Regions from separate parts of the Homo sapiens genome. Here region 1 is linked to region 2. Evidence: read pairs that join two places in POLR2A ChIA-PET (ENCODE). Cell type or tissue: HepG2. All regions are shown on one strand. Each heading gives the region's core, and the rest is flanking DNA. Links, peaks and the distances in the headings are about the cores only. Region 1 has its middle 30 kb from the start of MIR4468. Region 2 has its middle 110 kb from the start of TRIM24.

What was found. Peaks named below come from ENCODE experiments on the same cell type or tissue, not always from the same donor. Only the 100,000 strongest peaks of a DNase experiment are listed, where the experiment ranks them.
Region 1: POLR2A ChIA-PET joins it to region 2 with 12 read pairs; 5 of 35 experiments call an interaction of 5 or more read pairs at or near these places.

The regions. Positions count from the first base shown.
Region 1 is chr7:138,145,612-138,160,934 of GRCh38, forward strand. No RefSeq gene overlaps it. Among named protein-coding and RNA genes, the nearest start is that of MIR4468, 30 kb to the left of the region's middle. In HepG2, for the core only: no CTCF peak of the experiment used is centred there; a DNase peak (open chromatin) is centred at 6,640.
Region 2 is chr7:138,342,693-138,358,015 of GRCh38, forward strand. No RefSeq gene overlaps it. Among named protein-coding and RNA genes, the nearest start is that of TRIM24, 110 kb to the right of the region's middle. RefSeq lists a cis regulatory region at 9,800-10,763. In HepG2, for the core only: no CTCF peak of the experiment used is centred there; a DNase peak (open chromatin) is centred at 10,069; H3K4me3 peaks cover 628 bases.

The DNA.
Region 1 (15,323 bases), core at 3,154-11,153, 200 kb before region 2:
GGCTGGTCTTGAACTCAGGTGAATCCGCCCGCGTCAGTCTTCCGAAGTGCTGGCATTACAGGTGTGAGCCACCGCGCCGGCCATCTTTGTTTCTTTAATTCAGTGGTCCGCAACCTTTTTGGCACCAGGGACTGGTTTATTAGAAGACAATGTTTCCATGCACGGGGGTGAAGCGGGGGCTGGTGGAGGGGGGCGTGGAGGATGGTTTCGGGATGATTCAAGCACATTACATTGATTGTGCACTTTATCTCTATTATTACATTGTACTATATAATTAAATAATTACACAACTCACCATAATGTAGAATCAGTGGGAGCCCTGAGCTTGTGTTCCTGCAACTAGACAGTTTCATCCGGGGGGGGGTGATGGTGAGAGGTGACAGCGTGCTGGCAGTCCTCACAGCCCTTGCTCGCTCTAGGCGCCTCCTCTGCCTGGGCTCCCACTTCGGTGGCACTCGAGGAGGCCCTTCAGCCCGCCGCTGCACTGTGGGAGCCCCTTTCCGGGCTGGCCAAGGCCGGAGCCGGCTCCCTCAGCTTGCTGGGAGGTGTGGAGGGAGAGGCGCGGGCGGGAACTGGGGCTGCGCGCGGTGCTTGCGGGCCAGCGCGAGTTCCGGGTGGGCGTGGGCTGGGCGGACCCCTCACTCGGAGCGGCCAGCTGGCCCCACCAGCCCCGGGCAGTGAGGGGCTTAGCACCTGGGCCAGCAGCTGCTGTGCTCAATTTCTCGCTGGGCCTTAGCTGCCTTCCCGCGGGGCAGGGCTCGGGACCTGCAGCCCGCCCTGCCTGAGCCTCCCCCCAACTCTGTGGGCTCCTGTGCTGCCTGAGCCTCCCCGGCGAGCGCCACCCCCTGCTCCACGGTGCCCAGTGCCATCGACCACCCAAGGGCTGAGGAGTGTGGGCGCACAGCACGGGACTGGCAGGCAGCTCCACCTGCAGCCCCAGTGCGAGATCCACTGGGTGAAGCCAGCTGGGCTCCTGAATATAATGGGAACTTGGAGAACCTTCATGTCTAGCTAAGGGATTGTAAACACACCAATCAGCACCCTGTGTCTAGCTCAGGGTTTGTGAATGCACCAATCCACACTCTGTATCTGGCTACTCTGGTGGGGACTTGGAGAACCTTTATGTCTAGCTCAGGGATTGTAAATACACCAATTGGCACTCTGTATCTAGCTCAAGGTTTGTAAACACACCAATCAGCACCCTGTGTCTAGCTCAGGGTTTGTGAATGCACCATTCAACACTCTGTATCTAGCTAATCTGGTGGGGACGTGGAGAACCTTTGTGTCTAGCTCAGGGATTGTAAACACACCAACCAGCGCCCTGTCAAAACAGACCACTCGGCTCTACCAATCAGCAGGGTGTGGATAGGGCCAGATAAGAGAATAAAAGCAGGCTGCCGGAGCCAGGAGTGGCAACCGGCTCGGGTCCCCTTCCACACTGTGGAAACTTTGTTCTTTCGCTCTTTGCAATAAATCTTGCTGCTGCTCACTCTTTGGGTCCACACTGCCTTTATGAGCTGTAACACTCACCGCGAAGATCTGCAGCTTCACTCCTGAAGCCAGCGAGACCACAAACCCACCGGGAGGAACAAACAACTCCAGATGCGCCGCCTTAAGAGGTGTAACACTCACCACGAAGGTCGGCAGCTTCACTCCTGAGCCAGCGAAACCACGAACCCACCAGAAGGAATAAACTCCGAACACATCCGAACATCAAAAGGAACAAACTCCGGATACACTGCCTTTAAGAACTGTAACACTCACCGCGAGGGTCCGCGGCTTCATTCTTGAAGTCAGTGAGACCAAGAACCCACCAACTCCCGACACAATGGGAGGCAGTGACAGATCCTCAGGCATTAGATTCTCATAAGGAGCATGCAACAGAGATCTCTTGAATGTGCAGTTCACAACAGGGTTCGTGCTCCTATGAGAATCTAATGCTACTGCTGATCTGACAAGAGGCGGAGTTCAGGCGGTAGTGGGAGCCATAGGGAACAACTGTAAATACAGATGACGCTTCACTCCTGTGCAGCCCAGTTCCTAACCAATACCGGTCCGTGGCCCCAGGGCTGGGGACCCCTACTTTAACTGATCGATATTCCTCATAGATCCTGACACCTCTGCTTCCACGTTAGTCTCTGCTTCATAGCCATTGCAATTCCAGCTTGCACAAGAGTTGGTAAAATGTTCCATTTTATAGTTTTTTAAGCAAACATATATACCTTATCTACCTCTATGAAAATTAATAAACCAGATTGTAAGATTTTTTTAAATTTAATGAAGCAAGTTATTATTCCAATTATCCAATAGACATGGTGTTAATATATCAAATGTTAATATAAATATGAAGAGGAACTCAAAGATTTCTAGAGTTTTTTTCTTTCTTTTTGTACTTTAAAGGTATCTCAGAAAAAAAAAATCTTGCTAAGGTGGTAACAGAAAAAAATGTTTTTAAGAAGTTACCTGTAAGTTTAACCAATGGCCTTGATTACTAGGAAATGCGATAACAGCAACAATTTTTTTAATAGAGATGTCACTATGTTGCCCAGGCTGGCCTCAAACTCCTGGCCTCAAGAAATTCTCCTGCCTCAGCCTCCCAAAATGCTGGGACTACAGGCATGAGCCAAATTGTCTAAACAACTTAAAAATTATCATAACTAATATATAGTTATAATGGGAAAAGTTTTATATAATAATCCTAATCGAGGATTCGTTATTCAATTAAACTGGCTTAATACTTTTAGCTTAGAAATAGCTGTCTTTTCTCAGATTTTACCAGTATAAAATTATTTACCATAATTTCTTATTTTAACAAGTCTTGGGTTTATTTTCTAATATAAAGCCTAATTAATTTGAGTTTTATGAATTTCCTCTACTGATTTTACTCGTCAAATAAGCTAATTCAGATGAGATTATAAAATATTAAAATTATGTGTCAAACTAAATTATAATACATAATTCTTTATCAAAGGGATTATTACAAGGCTTTAAATCATACAGATTTAATGTGTCAGCATAGATTGTAATTTCCAAGTCCTTAGTTTTTAGACCTTAAGCTGATATTAAATTAACTGTGAAGTATCTTCATATACCTGAATTTTTTTTTTCATACAGAGTCTCGCTGTTGCCCAGACTGGAGTGCAGTGGCATGATCTCAGCTCACTGCAACCTCTGCCTCCTGGGTTCAAGCGATTCTCCTGCCTCAGCCTCCCGAGTAGCCAGGACTATAGACCCGCACCACCACACCCAGCTAATTTTTGTATTTTAGTAGAAATGGGTTTTTGCCATGTTGGCCAGGCTGGTCTTGAACTCTTGGCCTCAAGCGATCCATCCCCCTTGGCCTCCCAAAGTGCTGGGATTACAGGCACGAGCCACTGCCCCCGGCCCCTGGAAAATTTTTAAGATAAAGATATAAAACACTGGTCACTAAACATCATTTTAATTTATATTTGTCTCATATTTTTACAAAAATTACAGAATAGGCCAGGTGCAGTGTCTAATACTTCATAAGGCTCTTGAGAGGACTGAGACAATGCGTGTAAGCACTCAATATGTATTAACTGTTGGTGTTTTGTTGTTGTTGTTTCTTTTAGACAGACTCTCACTCTGTCACCCAGGCTGGAGTGCAGTAGCACTGTCTCGGCTCACTGCAACCTCCACCTCCCAGGTTCAAGCGATTCTCCTGCCTCAGCCTTCCAAGTAGCTGGGACTACAGGTGTGTGCTCCTACACCTGGCTAATTTTTGTATTTTTAGTAGAGATGGGATTTTGCCATGTTGGCCAGGCTGGTCTCAAACTCCTGTCCTCAAGAGATCTTCCCACCTCCGTCTCCGAAAGTGCTGGGATTACAGGCATGAGTCACCACTCCCATCCTTAATAATTATTTATTTTAAAAAATACTCTGGCCAAATTGAAACAACCCCTTGCCAAAGACTAACAGGCTGATACAAAGACATACAGATTTTATTTTCCTGTCTGGAAATATCTTCAATCATCAATAATAATGAAAGCTCACTTTACCAGCAAAAATTTTTTTAATGTATGCAAAGTATTCACATTAATTTGAAACATTTTGTCCACATTATCCTTAAAGCTCTACGAAAAAGGTAAGCTAATGATATTTTAAAGTCAATACTGCCAGCTTTTAAAGGAGCTTACTTTTCCTTGGCTGAAAGTGTTACCACGAGCCTGAATGATAAGGAGAGCTTTACCCTATCTCTATAAACCCTCCCTATATGAAATTGTTACTAAAATTCCCTGAAGATTTTGCTTAAGACTTGTACTGAAAGATTCTGCCTTGTACATTCTGACCTCATTGGTTATCATATTATTTAACTCATATATACTTAATTATATGTGAGAAGACTTCAATCTGGATGAACCTTGAAGACAGTACAATAAGTGAAATAAACCAGTCCCAAAAAGGCAAACACTATAGGATTCTACTGATTGGAGGTTCCTAGGGCAGTCAAATTCGTAGAAACAGGAAGTAAAATGTTGGTTGCCAAGGACTGGAGGGAAGAAGGAATGAGAGTTATTGTTCAATGGGTATGATGTTTCAGTTGGGGAAGATGAAAATGTTCTAGAAATGAATGGTGATATGGTTGCACAACAATGTGAATGTACTTAATGCCACTGAACTTATGCTGAAAAAAGGTTAAAACAATAAATTTCGGCCAGGTGTGGTGGCTCACGCCTGTAATCCCAGCACTTTGGGAGGCTGAGGCGGGCAGATCACAAGGTGAAGAGATCAAGACCATCCTGGCCAACATGGTGAAACCCCGTCTCTGCTAAAAATACAAAAATTAGCTGGGCATCGTGGCGCATGTCTATAGTCCCAGCTACTCAGGAGGCTGAGGCAGGAAAATCGCTTGAATCTGGGAGGTGGAGGTTGCGGTGAGCTGAGATCACATCACTACACTCCAGCCTGGCGACAGAGCAAGACTTTGTCTCAAAACAAAACAAAAAAAACAATAAATTTCATGTTATATATATTTTATAAGAAGAAGAGAAGGAGGAGGAAGAGGAAGGCGGGGAGGAGGAAGAGGAGAAGAACTTAAGATTCTACAACCTCGTATCTACCAAGAGGTTAGTCTGGAAGAAAATGATAAAAAGAAAAAAGTTATGTAACTTTCACATACAAACTTGCTGGAAATCTGACCCTGGAACCCACTTAAAAGCCCCAGAAACAGACCACTGCCAATGCAGACAACATCTGTGAATTCTGTGATTTAAGATCGTGTGACTCAAGATGACATCCAGTGTAGACAAAGTCCTGCCAAGGTCTTTGAATCAAGATTTATGATCAGGGTAAGGGATTTACACTTGAACTCAGGTCTTACTATTTATTGCATCTTCTTTTTTTTTCCATTTTTCCTTTCATGCTAATCCTTCTGGCATCTGAACCACTATCCATTCCCAACTGTTGAATTTGTTTTCTAGACTTTTGAAGTATTTAAAATAAAGCCTGATGTCAAAGGTTGTCAAAAGGGAGCTAAGATGCTGAATTTCACTGGTTTCTAAGAAAGATTCTACTGTGGCAAGATGTTTCAAAACCAGAATGTATGACCCATAATTTACCTCTGATCAACCAAATAACAGTTAAAATACTCAATTAAGACACACACACACAGACACACACACACACAGCAGCTTATTGAACTAAACTTGGGGAAACTACTCTCTTTGATAAGCCATAAATTCCCAATGTTTCTCATAATATTTGCTCCCTCCTCCATTGCCTAAGAGCCAGGTGCTAACATGTTGCTACACACACCATTGACAATTGATAAAATTGACAATTGATGAAACTGTGTCAAGGCTGTGTCAAGAAGAGACTAGGCCGGGTGCAGTGGCTCACACCTGTAATGTCAGCACTTTGGGAGGCCAAGGCGGGCAGATCACTTGAGGTCAGGAGTTTGAGACCAGCCTGGCCAACATGGCGAAACCCCGTCTCTACTAAGAATACAAAAATTAGCCAGGCGTGGTGGCAGGCGCCTGTAGTCCCAGTTACTCAGGAGGCTGAGGTAGGAGAACTGCTTGAACCTGGGAGATGGAGCTTGCAGTGAGCCAAGATCATGCCGCTGCACTCCAGCCTGGGAGACAGAGTGAGACTCTGTCTCAAAAAAAAAAAAAAAAAAAAAAAAGGAAGAGACTGACTCCTCATGGCCAAACCTGTTCCACTTGGAGCTTGTTTGACCAAAATGGAGGAATTGAGAAATTCCTATGAGGAAAGTAGCACAGCCCTGGCCCAGCTGAGGAAGAGATGCTCACAGAAGGACCTGACAGACGTTATACTAGAGACCACATGGCATGCACACCACGAGTAAAATTCCCAAAGCCATCTGGAAAAGCCACAAACTTATGAAATTCTGACTACAGGTCAGCCTTCTCAAGGACAAAATGTCCAGGCTGACCCCTCTACTAGCTGCCAACTAGCTTTCCAAATGGAGAAGTAGAAGTATATTGCAATAAGATTTTTAACAATGAATGTGAAGTTGTTTGATGATAGCCTGTTTTAAGTTAAATATGCACAGGGGAAACTCTGGAACAATCTTTTAGTGCAGTGGAATGATCACAACTCACTATAGCCTTGACCTCTGGGCTCAAACAATCCTCCCACCTCATCTCCTGAGGCACGTTCCACCACACCTAACTAATTTTTTTTTTTTGGTAGACAAGAGGTCTTACTATGTTTCCCAGGCTGGTCTCAAACTCCTGGGCTCAAACAATCTTCCTGCTTTGGCTCCCAAAGAACTGAGATTACAGGCGTGAGTCATTGTACCTAACCACAGTCATTTTTTTCAAAAAACAAGTATAGCTAATAAATCAATAGTGGAGATACATGGGATCACAAAAATATTTACTTAACCCAAAAGTAATCCCACTTGTAATCCCAGCACTTTTGGGAGGCTGAGGCAGGAGGATCACTTGAGGCCAGGAACTCAAGACCAGCTAGGAAAATGTAGTGAAACCTCAACAACAAAATTTTTTTTTAAGTTAGCTGGGTGTGCTGGCACACACCTGTAGTCCCAGCTACTCAGGAGGCTGAGGTAGGAGGATCCCTTGAGTCCAGGTGTTCAAGGCTGCAGTGAGATATGATCGCACCACTGCACTCCAGCCTGGGTAATGGGGTGAGACACTGTCTCTAAAAATAAAATTAAAATGCCAAAAGTACCAAAATAATAATAATAATGTGACATAAACTAAAGCATATGATTAACTCAGCCCTCTGTACATGAAGTCCAACCAAGAAATATATATACATAATAAAATATTATCTAGTCAGATCTGTTAGAGGCTTTTTTTAGACATTCTGGCTTTTCTATGCTATTCTAAAATTATATATATATGGCCTCTATTTTTTCTGATTAGTTCTAATTGTTTGGCTTTTTGTTTTTAAATTTAGACCCTTAATTCATCTGAAAATATTTTTGCATCTGCTATGCAATATAGTCATAACTATATTTTTTAAATAGAGATCCAGCTGTCCCAATGCCATTTTTTTTTCTTTTGAGACAGAATTTCGCTCTTGTTGCCCAGGCTGGAGTGCAGTGGCGTGATCTCACCTCACTGCACCCTCCACCTCCCGGGTTCAAGCGATTCTCCTGTCTCAGCCTCCCAAGTAGCTGGGATTACAGGCACGCGCCACCATGCCCAGCTAATTTTTGTATTTTCAGTAGAGACAGGGTTTCGCCATGTTGGCCAGGCTGGTCTCAAACTCCTGACCTCAGGTGATCCACCCACCTCACCCTCCCGAAGTGCTGGGATCACAGGCATGAGCCACGTGCCCGGCCCCAATACCATTTTTACTCAAGGGGCCATCCTTTCCTCACTGATTGTAAATGGCCCATTTATCATACATTTCACTCCCATTTGTACATAGGTCTATTTCTGGGTTATTTTGATTCCTCTGATATATTTGACACATTCCCCTACCAAAAATACTAATTAGTGTTGCTTTAGAATATAGTTTAGTATCTATTAGGTCCTCCCTCACTATTATTCTTTTTCAAAACATTGTTGGTATAATTACCACTTTTTATCCCTTAAGACGAAAATGGAAACTTTTCAAGATCCCCTCCCAAATGCTGCATGGGGATTCTCTTTGGAATTGCATAGAATTAATACATTATTTTGAGAAACGTGAACAGCTTTTTCATAGTAAATCTTTCCATCTAGAAACATGGTATGTATCTGTGTTCAGCTCTTGTTTTATGTCCTTCAGTAAAATTGCACAGTTTTCCTCACATAAGTGTTCTGCCTTTCTTGCTTAATTTAGCTTTGGGTAATTTATAGATTTGTTGCTGCTGTAAATTTTTTAAATTTCTATTTCTAACGGGGATGTCATTATAAAGAAAAGCTATTGATCTTTTACTATTCACCTTGTAGCTAGAGGTCATTCTAAATTGCCTTTTTATATATAATAGTTTCTTTTTTTAAATCTCAGTATCTTGAATTTTCAATTATCAGACAGTGATAGGTGATTGGTCATTGTTTTCCTTCCAGAGTCCTTCCAGAGTTGGAAATAGACCCATGTACAAATGGGAAAGAAATGTATGATAATTGGGGCACTTACAGTCAGTGAGGAAAGGATGGCCCCTTGAATGAAAATGGCATTGGGACAACTGGATCGCCATTTAAAAAAATATATAAAGTAGGCTGGGTGCAGTGGCTCCCACCTGTAATCCCAGCACTTTAGGAGGCCATGGCGGGTGGATCACCTGAGGCCAGGAGTTTGAGACCAGCCTTGGCAACATGGTGAAACCCTGTCTCTACTAAAAATACAAAAAAAAATAGCCTGGCTTGGTGGTGCGCACCTATATCCCAGCTACTCGGGAGGCTTAGGCATGGATGGCTTGAACCTGGGAGGTGAAGGTTGCAGTGAGCCCAGATCACGCCACTGCACTCCAGCCTGGGCAACAGAGCAAGACTCTGTCTCAAAATAAATAAAATAAAATAAAAAATAAAGTTATGACTATATTGTACGGCAGATGCAAAAATATTTTCAGATGAATTAAAGGTCTAAATTTAAAAACCAAAGGCCAAACAATTAGAACTAATCAAGGAAATGTCTGCCTCTGGCCAGCCACATAGTCAGCCCTTGTCATGTGGTCAGCCCATGTTTGCTCATCCTGCGTGTCTGCAACATTTCATAAACCCCTGACTCCGTGACTATGTGCAGCCCTCCAGAAGAATACCTTGGAGACAATAAGCAGGACAGAGCATAGGTTCCCACGTCTCTTGCCTGAATCACTGCATTTTGAGAAAAGATAAGTTCAATAATCCTGGCACTTGCCTGTTCATAAGATAACATCTGACAGGATTAATGATTCTGCCTCTGTCATCTATAACCAGATGTACTCTTGCACCCAAACTTTGCTGAGATGTTGCCCTAATGTAACTTCTGAGCACATTTGACTTCACTCATGAGCACATGCAGAACCTCTACCACTTGCTATATAAACTGTGGACTGAAATACAGCTTTGAGCAGTCTAACTGAAACTCTGAAAGACTCTCCCACATTGCAATGCTCAGTAACTCTAAATAAAACTGTAACTTTAATTCTTTAAAAGTCTGATTTTTCTTTAGTTGACCAGAGTATCAGGGGAAAAAAAAGGAAATTTAGATTCAAACTATTCTTATTTTATTTTACACACACACAGTGAGCAGAATGTTTACAGTATTGTTTAAAAATTGGAAAAATGTTAAAAATTTACTTTACTGATGTATAAGGTCAAGGCTGTATCCAGAAGCAAATATAAACAAATATGGCAGATCACGAGGTCAGGAGATCGAGACCATCCCGGCTAAAACGGTGAAACCCCGTCTCTACTAAAAATACAAAAAATTAGCCGGGCGTAGTGGCGGGCGCCTGTAGTCCCAGCTACTTGGGAGGCTGAGGCAGGAGAATGGCGTGAACCCGGGAGGCGGAGCTTGCAGTGAGCCGAGATCCCGCCACTGCACTCCAGCCTGGGCGACAGAGCGAGACTCCGTCTCAAAAAAAAAAAAAAAAAAAAAAAACCAAATATAAACATAATGAAAGGAGGTATTCAGGGGAAAAATGATATATATATAAAATTAAGCAGGTTCTATGGGCCAGGCACAACATAGGAGCTTAAAATTTGATAAGAAAGGCCGGGCGCGGTGGCTCACGCCTGTAATCCCAGCACTTTGGGAGGCCGAGGCGGGCGGATCACGAGGTCAGGAGATCGAGACCATCTTGGCTAACACAGTGAAACCCCGTCTCTACTAAAAATACAAAAAATTAGCTGCGCGTGGTGGCAGGCGCCTGTAGTCCCAGCTACTCAGGAGGCTGAGGCAGGAGAATGGCGTGAACCTGGGAGGCGGAGCTTGCAGTGAGCCGAGACTGCGCCACTGCACTCCAGCCTCGGCGACAGAGCAAGACTCCGTCTCAAAAACAAACAAACAAAAAATTTGATAAGAAAAGGGTTAATAATTTTAAATTGACTAGGCACAGTGGCTCATGCTTGTAATCCCAGCACTTTGGGAGGCCAAGGCAGGAGGATCTCTTGAGGTCAAGAGTTTGAGACCAGCTCTGGCAACATAGTGAGACCCCACCTCTACACACACACAAAAAAAATTTAAAAATTAAATTATGTTAAATAAGATAAATGTACATAAATTTATACCAATAAGCAACATTATATAAACTACAGGCAATCATCCCTTTGCATGATAGTGTGGGACTGCAAAAAAAAAGGCTGCAAGCTAAAACCATGCAAAACAGTCATAATAATCAATGGGGAAAGTTACAACTGTCTGTGATGTTTAAATTTTTGTTGAAACATTAAAAACTTTCTTTTTCTTGATTATAAATGTATAGTGAAATGGGAAAAAAGTACAACTAATATTTAATCAGCATACTATAAAATTTTAGAAACATTGAAAATTAAACTGCTTTATTTCCTTGTAAAAAATATATCAAGAGTAGTCTGAAAAGTTTTTGCCTTTTTCTCATATAATTTATGATACAATACAAACATCTTTTCTATGCTTTGAAGAACTGTCATACTCTTTTCTAAGTTTGAATCAGACACCAACATTTTATCCTTCATGCTTTCAATGTCATAAAATATCTCTGAGAATTCCTTTAATGCAAAGTTTTTTTGCTGCTGTCACTTCCTCTGGAAGATCTTCATCCTTTTTCTTATAAATATTTTTCTTCAATTTGTCAATAAAGTCACCTTCACCAAATGCCCCTGACTGCCTGTGTAGTCAGGCATTCAACATTCTGTCAACAATTTCATCTATAACTCCATTTATGTTGGACTCAAATTTCACATCTAGCATTATCATTCATTGGGTTTTTTTTTTTTCTGCATTCATCTTTACCGACCAAGTCCCTATTTCAATTGTTCATTTTTGTGGAATATTGTGTGGGTTTATCACCAGGAGACAGAGAAGCAACACAGCTACATGCCTTGCTGCCTGTGTGTGAATGGAAGAACAGGTACACAGAGACCATAACACAACCCAAGTGTCCCTAGATGGATAAATGGATAAACAAAATATGGTATAGTCATACAATAAAATATTAATTAGCCATAAAAAGGAATAAAGTTGGGTGCATACTACAATATAGATGAACCTTGAAAACATTATGCTAAGACACCAGTCACAAAGACTACACATTGTATGATTCCATTAACATGAAATATTCAGAACAGGCAAATCCATAAAGACAGAAAGTAGATTAGTGGTAGCCTAGTGTAGAGAGATTCAGGGAAACAGGGAGTGACTGCTAATTAGTATGAGTTTGAGAAGCGATTAAAATGTTCTAAAATGTATAATGATGATGGCCACACAACTCTGTGCAACTAAAAATCATTGAATTGTACACCTTAAATGGGTGATTTGTATATCATATGAATTATATCTTGATAAAGTTGGCATTTAAAAAATCTTATTGCCCATTTAGTTTAAATGTTCTTGGGAGGGAAGGCAGATAACACCTTAGGAAGCTATTCAATGCTCAAGAAAAAAAAATTATGATAAATCGTCGCAGTGAAACACAGAAATTATATGATTACAATTAGAAATTATAACTATAAAGATTAAGGCCAGGCACAGTGGTTCATGACTGTAATCCCAGCACTTTGGGAGACCGAGGTGGCTGGATCACTTGAGGCCGGGAGTTAGAGATCAGCTTGGCCAACATGGCAAAATCCCATCTCTACTAAAAATTTGCCAGGTGTGGTAGTGCTCACCTATAGTCCCAGCTACTCGGGAGGCTGGGGTGGGAGGATTGTTTGAGCCCAGGAGGTGGAGGCTGCCATGAACCGAGATTGTGCCACTGCACTCCAGCCTGGGCAATGGAGTTAGACCCTATCTCAAAAAACAAACAAACAAACAAAAAAACCCAAAAACTATAAAAATTAAAACATGGAAAAGATGCATATAGTATAATGTTAAGTGAAAAAAGTTGAGTGCAACATTGTACCTATACAACAAATTCTAAAGTGTTCCCTGGAATGCAGTTTAATATTGTTACGTTTGCTCTGTTATCACAGGACCTGCAGTTCCTAAATACACTAGGCACTCACTCTTTCTTTCTCATCTCCCCAGATGAAATGATTTGAAACCATGCTATAAAGAGTTATCCTACACATATTGAAATTCCACTTGACATTAATTATACATACATATAAACATACATACACACACACACACACACACACACACACAGAGCCATTCTATTTAAAAGCTGTAAATACAAATTTTATATCAGGGTCTCTGGTTATTTTCAGACTAAAAACACTTCATCTTAAAACGGGATGGCATTCAGAGCTTGGGTAGATTCTAGAAGCAACCTCATGCCAGAATGTGGCTAGCACCTATGCAGACCAAGTCCGGCAGGCAGAAAGAGAAAACAAAATTCTGCTTGCAGGAACTAACTTAAAAAAAAAGAAAAAGAAAAAGAATGTGGCGTCTTTTACACAGGCCAACTTGGATTTGAATGTGTTCTAAAATTCATCGACCATGTGACCTTTTGCGCTACTGAATTTACCTCTCTGTCTCTGAGCTTCAGCTTTCCCCCTGGTAAAATGGGAATAATATCTACCTCAAAGAGTTTCTGTAAAAATCGGGAAAATCAGAGCAAAGCAGCTGGCATAGTACCTCCCTCATAGTAGAGGCTCAATAAATGATAGAGATGTGAGAAGAGGAGCAGCTGTGGTTCAGGTAGTAGGAATAATAGTATTTTTGGTAATCATGGGTGAGTTAATCATTAAAGAGCCAAGGGCCAAATGTCAAGTGGTTAGGTCAGGGGGACAAAACTAGGAGTGTATTCAGGAGATCACCAAGCAAACAAAACAAATATAAAAAATAAGACAGAGGAGGTCACAGTCCCTAGGATGCATTCAGGAATGAAGAAACAGAAAAAATAGGCAAGTGTGCAGGAAGCAAAGCAGATCTTTCTCCAGGAGAACGAAGCTGCACCTGAGGCTGCTTCCGCCAGCATATGTGATTTCTCTTGCCAGTCAGCATCCTCTTCTCAAGGCCTAACAGGATCCTGGCCTATCGCAGGATTTTGCTCTTGTAGGGCAAAGTTTCTTTATATGTGCCAGCTCATTCTATCTCATGCATATTCTGTGAATTCTGTATGTGTGTAGTGGCAGCTAATAGTATTTCCACCTGGACAGAGGGAGGCCAGAGTCCCTGACATTCCCTGCACTGATTTGTCTACTGAGACTAGGTCAATTATCTTCAAAAAGGTATTTGAGGCCAGGTGCAGTGGCTCATGCCTATAATCCCAGCACTTTGGGAGGCCAGGGCAGGAGGATGCCCTGAGCGCAGGACTTTGAGACCACCCTGGGCAACACAGAGAGACCTCGTCTTGACAAAAGATAAGAATAAAAAAGTTATTTGACTACGTCCCTGACATGATCAAGTCTAGTGATTTTCAGACTTTATAGCAACAGAACCCATTCTGAAAGAAAAAGAATTGTATTTGGGACCCCAATAATAAAGAAAAAAAAAACCTATTCTCAATTGACATAATGCATATTTTAAATTCAAATTTATATATTTACAACTTATCATAAAGTCAGTTAATTAGAATGAGGCTGTTTTGAAGAACACCAAAATTAAAAATGATACTGAATGTTATAGCAATCTCTAGAGCAAATTTATTTATTTATTTATTTATATTTATTTATTTTATTTTTTTGAGATGGAGTTTTGCTCTTGTCACCCAGGCTGGAGTGCGATGGTGTGATCTCGGCTCACTGCAACCTCCGCCTCTCAGGTTCAAGCGAGTCTCCTGCCTCAGACTCCCGAGTAGCTGGGATTACAGGCACCCACCACCACACCCAGCTAAGTTTTGTATTATTAGTAGCGATGGGGTTTCACCATGTTGGCCAGGCTGGTCTCAAACTTCTGACCTCAGGTGATCAGCCCACGTTGGCCTCTCAAAGTGCTGGGATTATGGGTGTGAGTCACCACACCTCGCCTTTTTTTTTTTTTTTTTCTAACCTTTTATTTTTTAGAGACAGTCTTGTTCTGTCACCCAGGCTGGAGTGCAGTGGCACGATCTCAGCTTACTGCAGCCTTGACTTCCTGGGCTCAAGTAACCCTCTCACTTTGGGCCCCAAGTAGCTGGGACTACAAGTGCATGCCACCATGCCTGGCGAATTTTTTCTTTTTTTCTTTTTTTAATTGCACAGTACTAAAAAATTCTGACAATATTCAGGAACAGTTGTAAAGAGTAAAAGCTATTTTATTCTTATATTTAAAACCATTTTATTTACTACGTTGATAATTGTTTCCCCAGCAGTGGTAAAAATGACATCAAAATAACAATTTTGCAAGCTCAGATTATTAATATAAAATCAGTAATCAGGCCGGGCGCGGTGGTTCACGCCTGTAATCCCAGCACTTTGGGAGGCTGAGATGGGCGGAACACCAGGTGAGAGATCGAGACCATCCTGGCCAACATGGTGAAACCCTGTCTCTACTAAAAATACAAAAATTAGTTGGGTGTGGTGGCGCACGCCTGTAGTCCCAGCTACTTGGGAGGCTGAAGCAGGAGAATCGCTTCAACCCGGGAGGTGGAGGTTGCAGTGAGCTGAGATCATACCACTGCACTCCAGCCTGGCAACAGAGTGCGGCTCCGTCTCAAAAAAAAAAAAAAAAAAAATCAGTAATCAGCTTTTTAATAGCTGTAGAAATTGGAGAAAAGGATAACCTGAAATGTTTATCTCAAAGTTGAATCACCAGCAATATCCAACACTAGTTGATATTTTTATCATAAATATAAAAATCAAACATGAAGTTCACAAAACATACAATAAAGGCCAAAA
Region 2 (15,323 bases), core at 7,008-15,007:
GATGATATTCTGTGTGCAGCTGAAACTAGGGAAGAATTGATGTTGTGCTACAAACAGAAAAGGCTGTAAATGCCGCAGGGTTAATTATAGCCCCTGATAAAATCTAAACTTCTACTCCCTTTCAATATCTAGGAATGAAGGTAGAGCAAAGTGCTATTAAGCCTCAAAAGGTTCAAATTTGAAGAGATAATTTAGAAACCTTACATGATCTCCAAAGATTATTAGGAGACATTAATTGGATTCATCCAACTTTAGGCATTCCTACCTATGCTATGTCTCGCCTCTTTTCTACTTATGAGATGATTCTAACCTTAACAGTAAATGCTCCCTGCCCAAAGAAGCATTGGAGGAATGTCAATTAATTGAGGACAAAATTCAGCAAGCACAAGTAGAACAGGTTAATCCAATACAGCCATTACAGTTTAGTTTTTCCTACTAAGCATTCGCCTATAGGAGTTATAGTTTAACAGGATGATCTGGTTGAGTGGCTTTTTCTACCTCACAATACAACCAAAATGCGCACTCTGTACTTAGATCAAATTGCTGTGCCAGTAGGATAAGTGAGGCTGCGCACAACAAAGTTAACGGGATATGATCCAAATCAGATTACAGTTCCATTACCAAACAAATTCAACAAGCCTATATTAATTCCCAAGAATGGCAAGTTAATTTGGCCAGTTTTGTTGGCTTTCTTGATAATCATTATCCTAAGTCTAAAATCAAGCCACGCAAAATATTGAATGTGCCTTAATTCGAAATGTGACTGATGAACAACTTAATCTTTTATTTCATGCTTTACAGCAAGCGGTACAACAAAGGCATTCACCTTTCTATATCACTCATATGAGAGCACATACTAACCTCCCTGGCCCTTTAACTAAACTTAATCAAACGGTGGATGCATTGGTGTCTGTGGTCTTTGCTGATGCACAAACATTTCATTCTTTTTTTTTTTTTTTGAGACAGAGTCTCGCTCTGTCACCCAGGCTGGAGTGCAGTGGCGTGATCTCAGCTCACTGCAAGCTCCACCTCCTGGGTTCACACCATTCTCCTGCCTCAGCCTCTGGAGTAGCCAGGACTACAGGCGCCCACCACCACCCCCAACTAATTTGTTTTTTGTATTTTTAGTAGAGACGGGGTTTCACCTTGTTAGCCAGGATGGTCTCAATCTCCTGACCTCGTGATCCACCCACCTCAGCCTCCCAAAGTGCTGGGATTACAGGCATGAGCCACCACACCCGGCCACATTTCATTCTTTAACCCATCTTAATGCCGCAGGCCTTAGAAATAGATATGGTCTAACATGGAAACAAGCTAAAGAAATTGTGTAACACTGTTCTGCCTGCCAAGTCCTGCATCTGCCACATTAAGGAACAGGAGTTAACCCTAGAGGTTTATCTCCAAATTCCATCTGGCAGATGGATGTAACACATATTCCTGCTTTTGGAAAATTGTCCTTTGTTCATGTTTCAGTAGCTACCTGTTCACATTTTATTTGGGCCATATGTCAAACAGGGGAAGCTGCAGCTCATGTTAAAAGACATCTTTTAACTTGCTTTTCAGCTATGGGAATCCCAGAAAAAATAAAAACTGATAATGGCCCAGGATACTGTAGTAAAGCCATGGCTACATTTTTTCAACAGTGGAATATTACCCACACTACGGGTATTCCATATAACTTACAAGGACCAGCAATAGTGGAAAGAGCTAATCATACTTTAAAAACTCAAATACAAAAGCAAAAGGGAGGGGACTAGGAATATAAGACACCACATATGCAATTGCATTTAGCTTTATTAACATTAGATTTTTAAAATTTTCAAGAAGATCAACCCATGACTGCAGCTGAACAACACCTGACAGGATAAAAGGAAAATAAAAAGGCTGGACAAGATATATGGTGGAGGGATGCACATACAAAGAGCTGGGAAAAAGGAATGATAATTTTATGGGGAAGAGGATTTGCTTGTGTCTCTCCACGTGACAATCAGGTGCCTGTGTGGGTGCCCACCAAACATCTGAAGATCTATCATGAACCACAGCATCTAGTGGACACACCTATACAGTGCAAATGGAAGGTTTAAGGATTGCTTTTAAGCCTCAATTTGCTTTCTCTGTGCCTTCTGTTAGAAGAGTCCTGCTTCTCATTATCAATGGTAAGTTTTGCCCTGCAGTAATTAACCAAAGAGGCAGAAGCTGAGTTACAAATGCTTCAGCAATGGCACGCCTCCTGGGTACAGCCACAAAAGTTTTTGCTTCTGTTTCAGTAGATTTACTAACGTGGGGGTGAGGGTATGCTTGTGTTTTGCAGGTGATGAACAAACCATGTAGGTGCCCTCAAGATGTGTACGACCATGAAACAGGAGACTGGAAGGGCCCATGGATCCCAACCATGGACCTGGTTCCCCCAGTATGAGCCATGCTGAGAAACTGCTGGAGCACCAGGGTTTTACCTATTGATGCTTAACGGACCAATGCTTTCTGACTGAACGCCTCTCTACCCTGAATTTACAAGAGACCCTAATAGGTAGGCAGGAGTATCATCACCCCTATTCAGCCATTACAGAAGACGGACCTTCATCCTTCTGCAACCCCTAGGATTAAGGGTCCTCTTGTAAAAGGGAAAGGGGAGATATGTAGGAAGCATTCAAACCACAGTGACTCCATTTTGAATAAGGGCTAAGAAAAATGAAGCTGGCTCACCAACCGGCAGTTAAGGGCTGCACAGCCTGCAATCGCCTTGCTCAATTGATTTAAAAAAGAGGCCACCTTATGCTAGTAATAATGATAGCTGTGGTGGTTTTTACAAAAAAGAAGGGGGGCATGTTGGGAGAAAAGCTAAGTGTTGGGAGAGAAGCTGAGGCAGGGCTTGCATGTCTGCTAGACTTGCTGGCTCCTTGCTTCTAGCGCTCCCATTATCTCAAGTAGCCATATGTTTGTCATTCACTTGATACACTGTTTCCTTTCAACCCCCACATCCTCACCACCTGTTCCTTTGTTTGAGCACCAATAAATAGCATGGGCTTCCAGAGCTCGGAGGCTTTGCAGCCTCCACACTCACAATGGCCCCCTGGTCCCACTTTCTCTCTCAAACTTTTTCTCATTCCTTTGACTCCACCAGACTTTGTTGCCTCAACGACCTGGTGCTGGGTTTGATCACCCCAACACTGAATGACCAGGATGACTCCTTCACTCTTATATCTGGTGAACATGCTGGTGTGGATGGAACAGTAAGAGCATGGAAGGAGCTCTCTCTCCTTGCAGCCTCTTAGGTGGCTGGCCTGGGCTTCCTCACAACATAGTGGTCACAGGTAAGATGGACTTCTGCAGTAGCTGGCTTACCCCAAAGCAAGCATTTCAAGATGCCCAATTGAAAGGTGCAAACTTACGACCTAGACTAATAAGTCCTAGAATGTCACTTCTGCCACATTGTATTGGTCAAGTAAGCCACTAGAGCCAGCCAGATTCAAGGAGTGGGGGACTTAGACTGTACCTCTCAATGAGAGAAGAAGCAAAGAAATTATGACCATCTTTAATTGACGATGCTCCCATTCAGTACTGTGAGCATATTGAAATGTAGAACATAACTTCTACCTGAGCAACGAGCCAGAAGAGTGTATGTTTTGACTTGAGAAGCGTCAGCAGGGAATGTTACAGCAGCAGCCAGAGCAAGGAGACAGCCAGTGGAGACTACCATATTAGAACTGAGAGAATGTGCCTCTGAGGACATGCTGGAGGAAACAGAAGCTGGGAGGATTGCATTCCCGCGTACACACTAGGCACATCCTAGAGAACTCCTGAACAGTTGGAGAGAATTTGGAAATCATCAGCAAATAAGAAGAGACTCAGAGAAACAATACCTTTTTATTATTGTAATGTGATGTCATTTCACACGCACACACAGGTATGGCCAAAGGAATCACCTATTGTAACAACAAGACTTTTAAGCCCAGGCAACATGGTGAAACCTTGTCTCTACAAAAAATACAAAACTTAGCCAGGCGTGATGGTGTGTGCCTGTAATATCAGCTACTCGAGAGACTGAAGTGGGAGGATTGCTTGAGCCCAGGAGATTGAGGCTGCAGTGAGCCGAGATTATGGCACTGCACTCCAGCTTGGGCGGCAGAGAGACCCGGTCTCAATAATATTTGTGTGTGTGTGTGTGTGTGTGTGTGTGTGTGTGTATTTTAAGACTTCTGCAGTGACTACATAGCTTTACCAGATAATGATATTCCCATCATAAACCATTTTGTTACTCTGTGAGAAACACATAATCTAAAATTGATGGGTCTCACACTTTGCAGTCAATGGATATTAAATAGAGTAGTGAAATAAAAAATTGATGTATATTTTAACATCATTCATGGGCTGGAAGAATATGTCAATAGCTGTTGCTAATGCAATAAATAGCTCCAAATATAGCAACTGCAGCCATGTATCTCAATACTATAATAGAGTGAGCCAAAGGAAAAATTCAGAAAACAATAAATATACACAGACTACAAGTGCACAAGGCCAACAAGAATTCCTTACCACCACTACCACAAAATAAATCTTTAAATGTCTTCCTCACTGGATAGAAATTGTTCTTTTTTTCATCAACATCCTATCCCATGAGAGCTATCTATTGCCTGCTACCCCGTCCCTTCCGCCCCTTCTCCCTCAGAGAAAACTACCTTGGATGAACTACATTTTTAGAACATTAATTCACTAACTTCTAAAGCTTTCCTTGTGTGTGTGTGACAGGGTCTTGTTCTGTCACCCAGGCTGGAGTGCAGTGGCATGATCACAGCTCACTGCAGTCTCAGCCTCCTGGGCTTAAGCAATCTTTCCACCTCAGCCCTGCAAGTAGCTGGAACTTGAGGTGCATGCCACCATGGCCAGCTAATTATTTTTATTTTTTGTAGAGACAGGCTCTTTCTACATTGCCCAGGCTGGTTTCAAATTCCTGGACTCAAGTAATCCTACCACCTTAGTCTCCCAAAGTGCTGAGATTACAGGCATGAGCCACCATGCCTGGCCCATTTCTTTTTCTCTTTTCTCTCTCTCTTTTTTTTTTTGAGATGGAGCTTCGCTCTTGTTGCCCAGGCTAGAGTGCAATGGCGTGATCTTGGCTCACCGCAAACCTCTGCCTCCTAGGTTCAGCCCAGCCCATTTCTAAAACTTTTATTCTTTTATTTGCCAACTGCGTAGAGAAAAAAAAATGTTAGAAGAAAGCAAGAACCAGACATGTTTAACTCTCTTAATTGAGGGAAAACTTTTAAAATGTTTCCTTGCTTAATCAACAATACCTAATTTCTCTCCATTCTTACTTGGTTTGTTTGTAAAGGATATGGTATGTCTTGTTAAATAAATACTTCTTGCCAAGCTGTGCACTGATTATTAAGACATTTTTTCTTCATTTTTAAGTGTTCTAAACTCTGACGACTAATATTTCTGGAGATCTCAATCCTTACATGGGCAATGCTGTTATTAAGTCTCTATTCTTTTTTTTTTTTTTTTTTTTTTTGACAGAGTCTTGCTCTGTTGCCCAGGCAGGAGTGCAATGGCACGATCTTGGCTCACTGCAACCTCTGCCACCCAGGCTCAAGTGATTCCCCTGCCCCAGCCTCCCGAGTAGCAGAGATTACAGGTGCCCACCACCATGCCCGGCTAATTTTTGTGTTTTTAGTAGAGATGAAGCTTCACCATGTTGGCCAGACTGGTCTCGATTCTTAATTTTAGAAGAAATACTGCTTGTCCAAGGGCCATTCTTCTACGGACATATGTGCTAAATTGTATTCTCAAGAACACTGTTAAGTGTGACTTGAAAAACAAGTTTGTGAAACACTAAATCAGAGTTAAGCAGGTATATTTACATCAAGACTTCTCAAAACTTTGATATAGGATATTAAATAAGATGCATGAATCTTCAAATGGGGAGTGTTTCATACAACTTTTCAAAATATATTGACTTTTATTACAAGCAGCATAAATTGTTATATACTTAATGTTGTCCTGAATACATGTTGAGAAATGCTAAGTTAGAAATAGCTGAATCCACCCGGTGCTGGTCTCCAACTCCTGACCTCAGGTGATCCGCCTGCTTTGGCCTCCCAAAGTGCTGGGATTACAGGCGTGAGCCACTGCGCCTGGCCCCTGCCTTCACTTTTGTGTGCAGCCAACCCTAGACCATGGCCCCAGCTGAGCTGCAAGCTGACCTTAGAGATCTGCCAGCTGACCTTAAAGATCTGCCAAACCAGTCCAGACCAGAAATCCTCCCAGCCAAACCCACAGAGTCCTGAGAAATAACAAATATTCCTTATTTTAAGCCACTAAGTTTTTGGATAATTTGTTATACAGCAAATCTGATGGATACAAACAATCTAAACAGATTAGGAAAACAGCATCAGGCCTGGTGGCTGGCGCCTGTAATCCCAGCACTTTGGGAGGTCGAGGCGGGTGGATCACCTGAGGTCAGGAGTTCAAGACCAGCCTGGCCAACATGGGGAAACCCTGTTTCTACTAAAAATACAAACTTAGCCGGGTGTGGTGGCACATGCCTGTAATCCCAGCTACTCAGGAGGCTGAGACAGGAGAATCACTTGAACTTGGGAGGTGGAAGTTGTAGTGAGCTGAGATCACGCCATTGCACTCCAGCCTGGGCAACAAGAGTGAAACTCCTTCTCAAAAGAACAACAACAACAACAAAAAAGATTAGGAAAACAGTATGTCAAATGAAAAATAGCAAAAGCAACTCAACAATAATTCATTTTTAAAATTTTTACATAGGCAAATGACATAAATAAGCTATTGACAAAAAAAGAACTTAACCGTGAGTTTCTTAAGAGAAAAAAATAAAAACATATGTAATAACATAGGAAAGAGATACTTACAAAGTAGTATATTCAATATAACCTCAATTATCTAAAAAAAAAAATTGTCTATATTTTCTGAGAAATAAATGACTGGAAAAATACAGAGCCAAGTGTTGACAATAGTTATATTTGTAGATGGAGTTAAGAGAATTGTAGTAGAAAATTATTTCAGGAACTTTATTCATTCTCTCAAGGCCTCAGAAGCTTTTACCTTCAATATTCAACAGTGACGCTTCCTCTGAGAAATACTCTCAGAAATACTGTACAGAGACTATTTATGCATATGGATGTTATGTGTAAAAATTAGAGTAGAAAACTGTGTCAGTCAAAATATAGAGATTATATATGGTACAAATTCAGCTCTGTGACAGACAACACTAAAATGATTAGAGAAAAACACACTTGCCAAAAAATATAAGCCTAAGTCTAGTAGGACTGAAAATGTGCCAAAAGAGAACATGAGTACAGTGCCAAGTGAAAACCCTCTGTCAAGTGTACCCTCTCTGTCCAGAGAATTGCACAGATGGATTGGAGATGGGGAAAGACAGGACCTCCATCGACGTGAACATCCAATAGCTGCAATAGACAGTCTAGGCTTTCATTCATTGCAGTACACATAAAACACACTCAAGGAGATTGAAAAAAAAACCCTCAAGCATCCCATATTCTGATTCTGATCAAATGGAACTGCTTCACAGACTGATTTTCCTGAGGATTCCATAAGAACACTTTTCCAAGCCCAGGAGCAGTGGCACAGGCTTATAATCCCAGCACTTAGAGAGGCCGAGGCAGTTGCATCACCTGAGGTCAGGAGTTCAAGACCAGCCTGGCCAACATGGTGAAACCCCATCTTAACTAAAAATACAAAAATTAGCTGGGCACAGTGGCTCACACCTGTAATCCAAGCTACTCGGAAGGCAGAGGCAGGAAAATGGCTTGAACCTGGGGGGTGGAGGTTGCAGTGAGCTGAGATCGTGCCACTGCACTCCAGCCTGGGCAACACTCTTCCAGCTATACTCATCTGCTATGAAACCATCGCCAAGGAAATTTTATAAAACTGATTAAGGGAAAAAAAATAAAATTCAACTAGGCTTGCAGCATAATCAGCAGTAATCATTCAGCCAGCTTGCCCTTTTGCCCACTTCCTTGTAGCTTGTTGCTGCTTACTGCCCCAGGATAACGTAGCCCTTGTCACAAGACTCTGTTCATTTTCTGTTCTATAGATAAAATCTAAGACATTGTGAAGTAAGCTTTCCATTTCAATTTCTCTTTTAGGTTCTGCTCACTGATAAAACTACTGACGTCAGCTGTTCTGAAGGACCCAGCAAGGAGCTGACTCATGGAAGATTGCAGTTTCTACCTAATGATCTCATCCTCCTTACCCTGACCAATCAATGACCCCAATTTTCCAGCCCCTCATCATCCATGATCCACTTAAAAACCTTTCCCCAGAACTCCTTGGAGAGATGGATTTGAGACTTGAGGATTCCATCTTTCTCCTCACTCAGTGGCCTTGGGATTACTAAGCTCCTTCTCTGCTGCAAACCCCACTGTCTCAGTGTATTGGTTTATTGCTATACACAGGCAAACAAATCTGCCAATCCTATAAGACTTAGGAGTCTCCAAAAGTCTCTTAGACTCAGATTTGGGATTTTACCTGGGTGGAGGTAGATCTCTTTGTCTCTCTTACTGATACTCTGTGAATAATTAAAAGTGGGAGAGGGTGTGAATTTTAAAATCTTTGAAAACAACCCTACCTTTGCATGATTGTGTTTCTCTAAATAGACTTATGGGGTGAATATTGTCTGTTATCAAGAAATTATTGAGATTCTTAATTAGAGTTTTCAAAATTCAAACTTGACACTACTAATTTCACCTTCTCCTTTTTATGTTATTTTTAAATTTTTAAATTTTTATTTTTTTGAAACAGAGTCTCGCTGTGTTGCCCAGGCTGGAGTACAGTGGCATGATCTTGGCTCTCCGCAACCTCCACCTCCTGGGTTCAAGTGATTCTTCTGCCTCAGCCTCCCAAGTAGCTGGGGCTATGGGTGTGCACCACAACACCCAGCTAATTTTTCTATTTTTAGTAAAGATGGGGTTTCACCAAGGTGGCCAGGCTGGTCTCAAACTCCTGGCCTCAAGTGATCCACCTGCTTCAGGCTCCCAAAGTGCTAAGATTACAGGCGTGGGCCACTGCACCCGGCCATCTTCTCTTTCTTAATTTAATCTCTATGTAATTATTTTCAAAGAGAGAAAAATTAATGTTCTTAATTTTCATATCTTATTAACAATTTATTTTTTAATGGCATTATTTTTAAAATGGCAAATATAAAAATCTCAAGGGGCTGGTGTCCCTGGAATTTTTTTTTTTTTTTTTGTCATTGTTGTTTGGTTTTATTCACTGCTAAGAGTCATATGAAGTCCCTGGGCTTAAATGCTAGATCTAATAATGAAGATAATTTGGCAGTCATAGTGGCCCAGAGCATGAATTCAGTCAGAAAGGTCTCAAAGACACAGATTTCTATCAGTGTATATAGATAGCCTATTTCTCTATTTCTCCCAGCTTTTTTTTTTTTTTTGAGATGGAGTCTCGCTCTGTCGCCCAGGCTGGAGTGCAGTGGCTCGATCTCGGCTCACTGCAACCTCTGCCTCCCGGGTTCAAGTGATTCTCCTGCCTCAGCCTCCCAAGTAGCTGGGACTACAGGCGCCCGTCACCACACCTGGCTAATTTTTGTATTTTTTAGTAGAGATGGGTTTCACCATATTGGCCAGGCTGGTCTCCAACTCCTAACCTCAGGTGATCTGCCCACCTCGGCCTCCCAAAGTGCTGGGATTACAGACATGAGCCACCACACCCAGCCTATTTCTCCCAGCTTTATAGGCCCTGGACAAATGCCTAAAATGTTGTAAACTCCCACAAATAAGGGAGAGAGCCTAATATTCCAAAAGAAAATGGAGGGGCAAAGAAGTATTAATATTTATGGCTATAAAAGACAATATATAACATATTAAATCTGAATGCTGGCCAAGTAGATGATTGTGGCCAGCGGCATTCCTCAAAGATGGTCACAGCGTTATCTCCCATCCTTTGTACTCATCTGCAATGTGGCCTTCACATTCTTCCTATGATGAAATGGGGTCTACTTTCCTCCCCTTTACTCCAGGCTGACTTGTGACTCATTGCCTTTCAAGGTTAGATCAGACGAGGCATTGCAGCTTCCGCCCTGCTCACTAGAATACTCACTGTTGAAATCTGCAACTGCTAGATAAGTAGTGCAACTACCCTGAGGCCCGGACTAGCCCAACCCAGTCGCATGGTGAGACCTGGAGAGGCCAGATAGTGAGAGAGTGGAGGGCCGGCCCCAGCGGCTCTAGCCCCATGCTGTTGCAGCCCCAGCCATTCTCTGACAGCAACCTCAGGAAGGATCCCAAGCCAGACCCACCCAGGCAAGCCCTCTTGCAGCAAAGCCCTCCCCCTCACCCACACAAACCAGGTGTGTCCTAAAGGAAAAGTACTGAAGGGCCTTAAGGGACATGATCAGGCCATCTCTGTCCACCAACTGGTGTTTATCAAAGTTAGGCTCCTACGCTTCCACAGAGACTGGAAGACAGGGGCCTTATCTTTCCTAATGATATTTCAAAGGGATGGCTCCCAGGTCCTTGAAAAACATATTCCACAGTTGAAGAAAATAGATATACACCTCAAAAAGACAGAGAAAGGATTTACAATTGCAAGATTTCAAAGGTAAATGGTCCAAGACAAAGGAGGTCAGGGGTCTATCATCAGGTTTTGGCTGCAACTAACAGTAAATTCTTTTGGCAACCTTAAGTTTTTACAGGCAGAAATGTAAGGGGGGCTGGGTTATCCCGGGGCATGGCCTTTGGCCACTAGAAGCCCTACTGGAGATTAGTTAACTCTCTTAGTGTGGAGGTTGAATTGTGTGTTTCTTCTTCTGGAGACTTTTTCACAGCTCTATTTTGCTTTATTTATTTTATTTTATTTTATATTATGAGGCAGCATCTCGCTCTGTCACTTAGGCTGGATTGCAGTGGCATGACCATGGCTCACTGTAGCCTCATTCTAGGCTCAAGTGATCCTCTCATCTCAGCCTCTCAAGTAGCTAGAACTACAAGCATGCACCACCATGCCTGGCTAATTTTTATTTTTTATTTTATTTTTAATAGAGATGGGGTCTTGCTATGTTTCCCAGGAACTCCTGAACAAGCAATCCTCCCACCTCAGCCTCCCAAACTGCTAAGAGTATAGGTGTGAGCCAGTTCTTGCAGTCCTCAATTGTTACACACAAAAAATAACAAAGAACAAACTTTGTTACCTAAAAACGAAGTGCCTTTGTATCCAAAACCTAAAACAGGTAGCATTAGCTTTTTAGTTTTTCTTTGAGACACAATCACCCAGGCTGGAGTACAGTGGCAAGATCATAGCTCACTGCAACCTCCACCTCCCAGGTGCAATGATGCTCCCACCTCAGCCTCCCAAGTAGTTTGGACTACAGGCACTTGCCACCACGCCCAGCTAATTTTTTTGTATTTTTTTGTAGAGATGGGTATCTCACTATGTTGCCCAGGGTTGTCTTGAACTCCTGAGCACAAGTGATCCACCTACCTCAGCCTCCCAAAGTGCTGGGATTACAGGCCTAAGCCACCACACCTAGCCAGCTTTTTTTTTTTTTTTTCTAACGGATTTTGCTGTGTCACTCAGGCTGGTGTACAGTGGTGTGATCATGGCTTACTGCAATCTCAAATCCTGGGCTAAAGTGATCCTCCCACCTTGGCTTCTCAAGTAGCTGGGACTACAGGTGTATACCACCACACCCAGCTAATCATTTATTGATTGATTGATTGATTCTTGAAATGGAGTCTCACTCTGTTGCCCAGACTGGAGGGCAGTGGCACAATCTCGGCTCACTGTCACCTCCGCCTCCCAGGTTCAAGTGATTCTCCCATCTCAGCCTCCCAAGTAGCTGGGACTATAGGCACACGCCACCATGCCTGGTTAATTTTTGTATTTTTAGTAGATATGGGGTTTTACCATGTTGGTCAGGCTGGTCTCAAACTCCTGACCTTAAGTAATCCACCCACCTCAGCCTCTTAAAGTGCTGGGATTACAGGCATGAGCCACCACACCTGGCCAGTTTGTTTTTGTTTTTGTTTTTAAGACAAGGTCTCACTCTGTTGCCCAGGCTAGAGTGCAGTGGTGCGATTATAGATCACTGCAGCCTTGGTATCCGAGGCTCAAGCGATCCTCCTCAGCCTCCTGAGTAGCTGGGACTACAAGTGTGCCACCGTGCCCAACTAATTTTTTGTAGAGATGAGGTCTTACTATGTTTTCCAGGCTAGTCAAGCAATCCTCCCTCCTCAGCCTCCAAAGTGTTGGAATTACAGGCGTGAACCACCATGCCAGGCCCACAATACAATTACTGTATAAAAAGCAGTAAAAAAAAAAAAAAATTCCCAGCAACTTGGGAGGCTGAGGCAAGAGAATCGCTTGAACCCAGGAAGCAGAGGTTGCAGTGAGCCGAGATTGCACCATTGCATTCCAGCCTGGGCAACAAGAGTAAACTCCATCTCAAAACAACAACAACAAAATCAAAATAATAGCTGGGTGCAGAGGCGTGCACTTGTAGTCCCAGCTACTGGGGAGGCTGAGAGTAAACTCCATCTCAAAACAACAACAACAAAATCAAAATAATAGCTGGGTGCAGAGGCGTGCACTTGTAGTCCCAGCTACTGGGGAGGCTGAGGCAGGAGGATGGCTTGAGCCCAGCAGTTCAAGGCTATACTGAGCTAAAGCCATGATTGCACCACTGCACTCTAGCTGGGCAATAGAGTGGGACCCCATTTCAAACAAAAAAAAAAGTAAAGAAGAGCAATTTTACTGTGGTGTTAATTCCACCTAACATGAGTAACTCCATTTTGAGACATTAGGATCACAGATCATTATTATTTATCAAACTAACTACAAAACATGTAAATATATTCCATTAAATCAGGCCTAAATATAGCCCCAATTCGTCTTCCCTCTTGCCCGATTTCAAAAATGCCTATAACCACTTCAATGATACCACCATGAGAAGCTACAGTGAAAAGAGAAAATAGTCTTAACATAATGGTGTAAAATTCTACTTTTGCGATCTTTACGAAAATGCAATACCTTACTAGGACTCCTCAGAGGAATGCTAGGACTCCTCAGAGGAATGTGGATAGATCCTATGCAAGTGAAGATCTATAAAGTTTAAAGTAAGCCCATCTATGTGTGTGTGTTTCTTTTCTTTTATAATTTAAAGGGTTTTGTTACATTTTTAACAACTTGAGATATAATATACATATCATTAAACTCACCTGTCTAAAGAGCACAAGAGTTTTTAATACATCTAAGAAGCTGTACAACTATCCACAATCTATATTTAGAACATTTTCTTTTCTTTTGAGATGGAGTCTCACTCTGTCGCCCAGGCTGGAGTGCAGTGGCATGATCTCGGTTCGCTGCAACCTCTGCCTCCCTGAATATAAGCGATTCTCCTGCCTCAGCCTCCCAAGTAGCTGGGGTTAGAGGCATGTATCACCAAGCCCAGCTAATTTTTGTATTTTTAGTAGAGATGGGGTTTTGCCATGTTGACCAAGTTGGTCTCGAACTCCTGGCCTTAGGTAATCCACCCACCTAGGCCTCCCAAATTGCTGGGATTACAGGCGTGGATGACCGCGCCTGGCCTCCATTTGTTTTTTATATGTGCCCACAACAGAAGTAGAGACAGTGTGATTTGGATACTACACAGGTCTGCTAATAAAAAGTACATAAATAAATATTAAATAAGTTAATTAATTAAAAGAGTGCAATGGATCCTTAGCAGCACTGTCCGCTGCAGACAGCATTGCTGATCAGGCCCTGTCTCTAGGCCTCAGCTGTTGAAACTTTCAAGGGCAATACAGACGGCTTTCTGCCAATCCCTGTTAAGTACTAATGTGAGGAAAACCCACTGTGCCAGTAGAGGAAGCCTCCATACAAGAGTTTTCAAGTAAATTTCACTGCCCAGTTTATCAAACTTTCCATGTGGAGTGCTTCCTTCCCACTCCTACCCGAATTCTCAAACTCACCCTCAAGGAGTTTGTTTTGTTTTGTCATTTGTCTTTTTTTTTTTTTTTTTTTTAGAGACAGGGTCTTGCTGTGTCACTCAGGCTAGAGTGCAGTGGCAGGATCCTAGCTCACTTCAGCCTCCACCTCCTGGGCTCAAGCAACCCTTCCACCTTAGCCTCCTGAGCAGCTGGGACTACAGGTGCATGCCACCAAGCGCAGCTAATTTTTGGAGAGATGGGGTCTTCTTGTGTCACCCAGACTGGTCTGGAAATCTTGGGCTTGAGCAATCCTCCAGTCTCAGCCTCCCAAATTGCTGGGATTACAGGCTTGAGCCACTGTGCCTAGCCCTGGCTGGGGCTTTTTTTTTTTTTTTTTTTTGACAGGGTCTCTCTTTTGCCCAGGATAAGGGCTGTGGTGATCGCAGCTCACTGCAACCTCGATCTCCCAGGCTCAAGCCATCCTCCCACTTCAGCCTCACTCAGAGCTGAGACTATAGGTGCTCGCCACCAAGTCCAGTTAATTTTTGTATTTTTTGTAGAGACGGGGTTTCACCATATTGCCCGGGCTGGTCTCGAACTCCTTAGCTCAAGTGATCCTCCCACCTAAGCCTCCCAAAGAGCTAGGATTCCAAGAGTGAGCAAGGGTGCCCGGCCAGGTTTTTTTTTTTAACAAAAGAATCAACCGATGCCTCACAAGAAACAAACGCAGCGCCTGCTTCAGTACCAGTCCAAGGAGTGGTCCTGTTTACCTTTTTGCCCCTCCCTGCCTCCCTGCCTGTGTCTGCTTTTTTTGCAAGGAAAAAAAAAATCAAGACAAATGAAGGTGGGAGATCCGCCAGCTCTGTACAAACGCAGGCATTAGAGGCTGGCCAGAGCAGGCGGGAGGGCGAGAAACACCCTACTTTGCATCTCATTCATGATATGGGTTTTTTTTTTCTTTGAGACGGAGTCTCGCTCTGTCGCCCAGGCTGGAGTGCAGTGGCGCGATCTCGGCTAACTGCAAGCTCCGCCTCCCAGGTTCATGCAGTTCTCCTGCCTCAGCCTCCCGCGTAGGTGGGACTACAGGCCCCCGCCACCATGCCCGGCTAATTTTTTGTATTTTTAATACAGACGGGGTTTCACCGTGGTCTCGATCTCCTGACCTCGTGATCCGCCCGCCTCGGCCTCCCAAGTTGTGGGATTACAAGCATGAGCCATGGCGCCCAGCCATTCATGATGTGGTTTTGCAGCTTCTGATTAGTTAATACTGCCACCCCCAGAAAATGTCTCACATACCAGAAGAATGAAGTCCTAACAGCTTAAAGGGTGTTTTCTTTTTTTCTTTTCTTTTCTTTTCTTTTTTTTTTTTTTTTTTTTTTTGAGACAGAGTCTCGC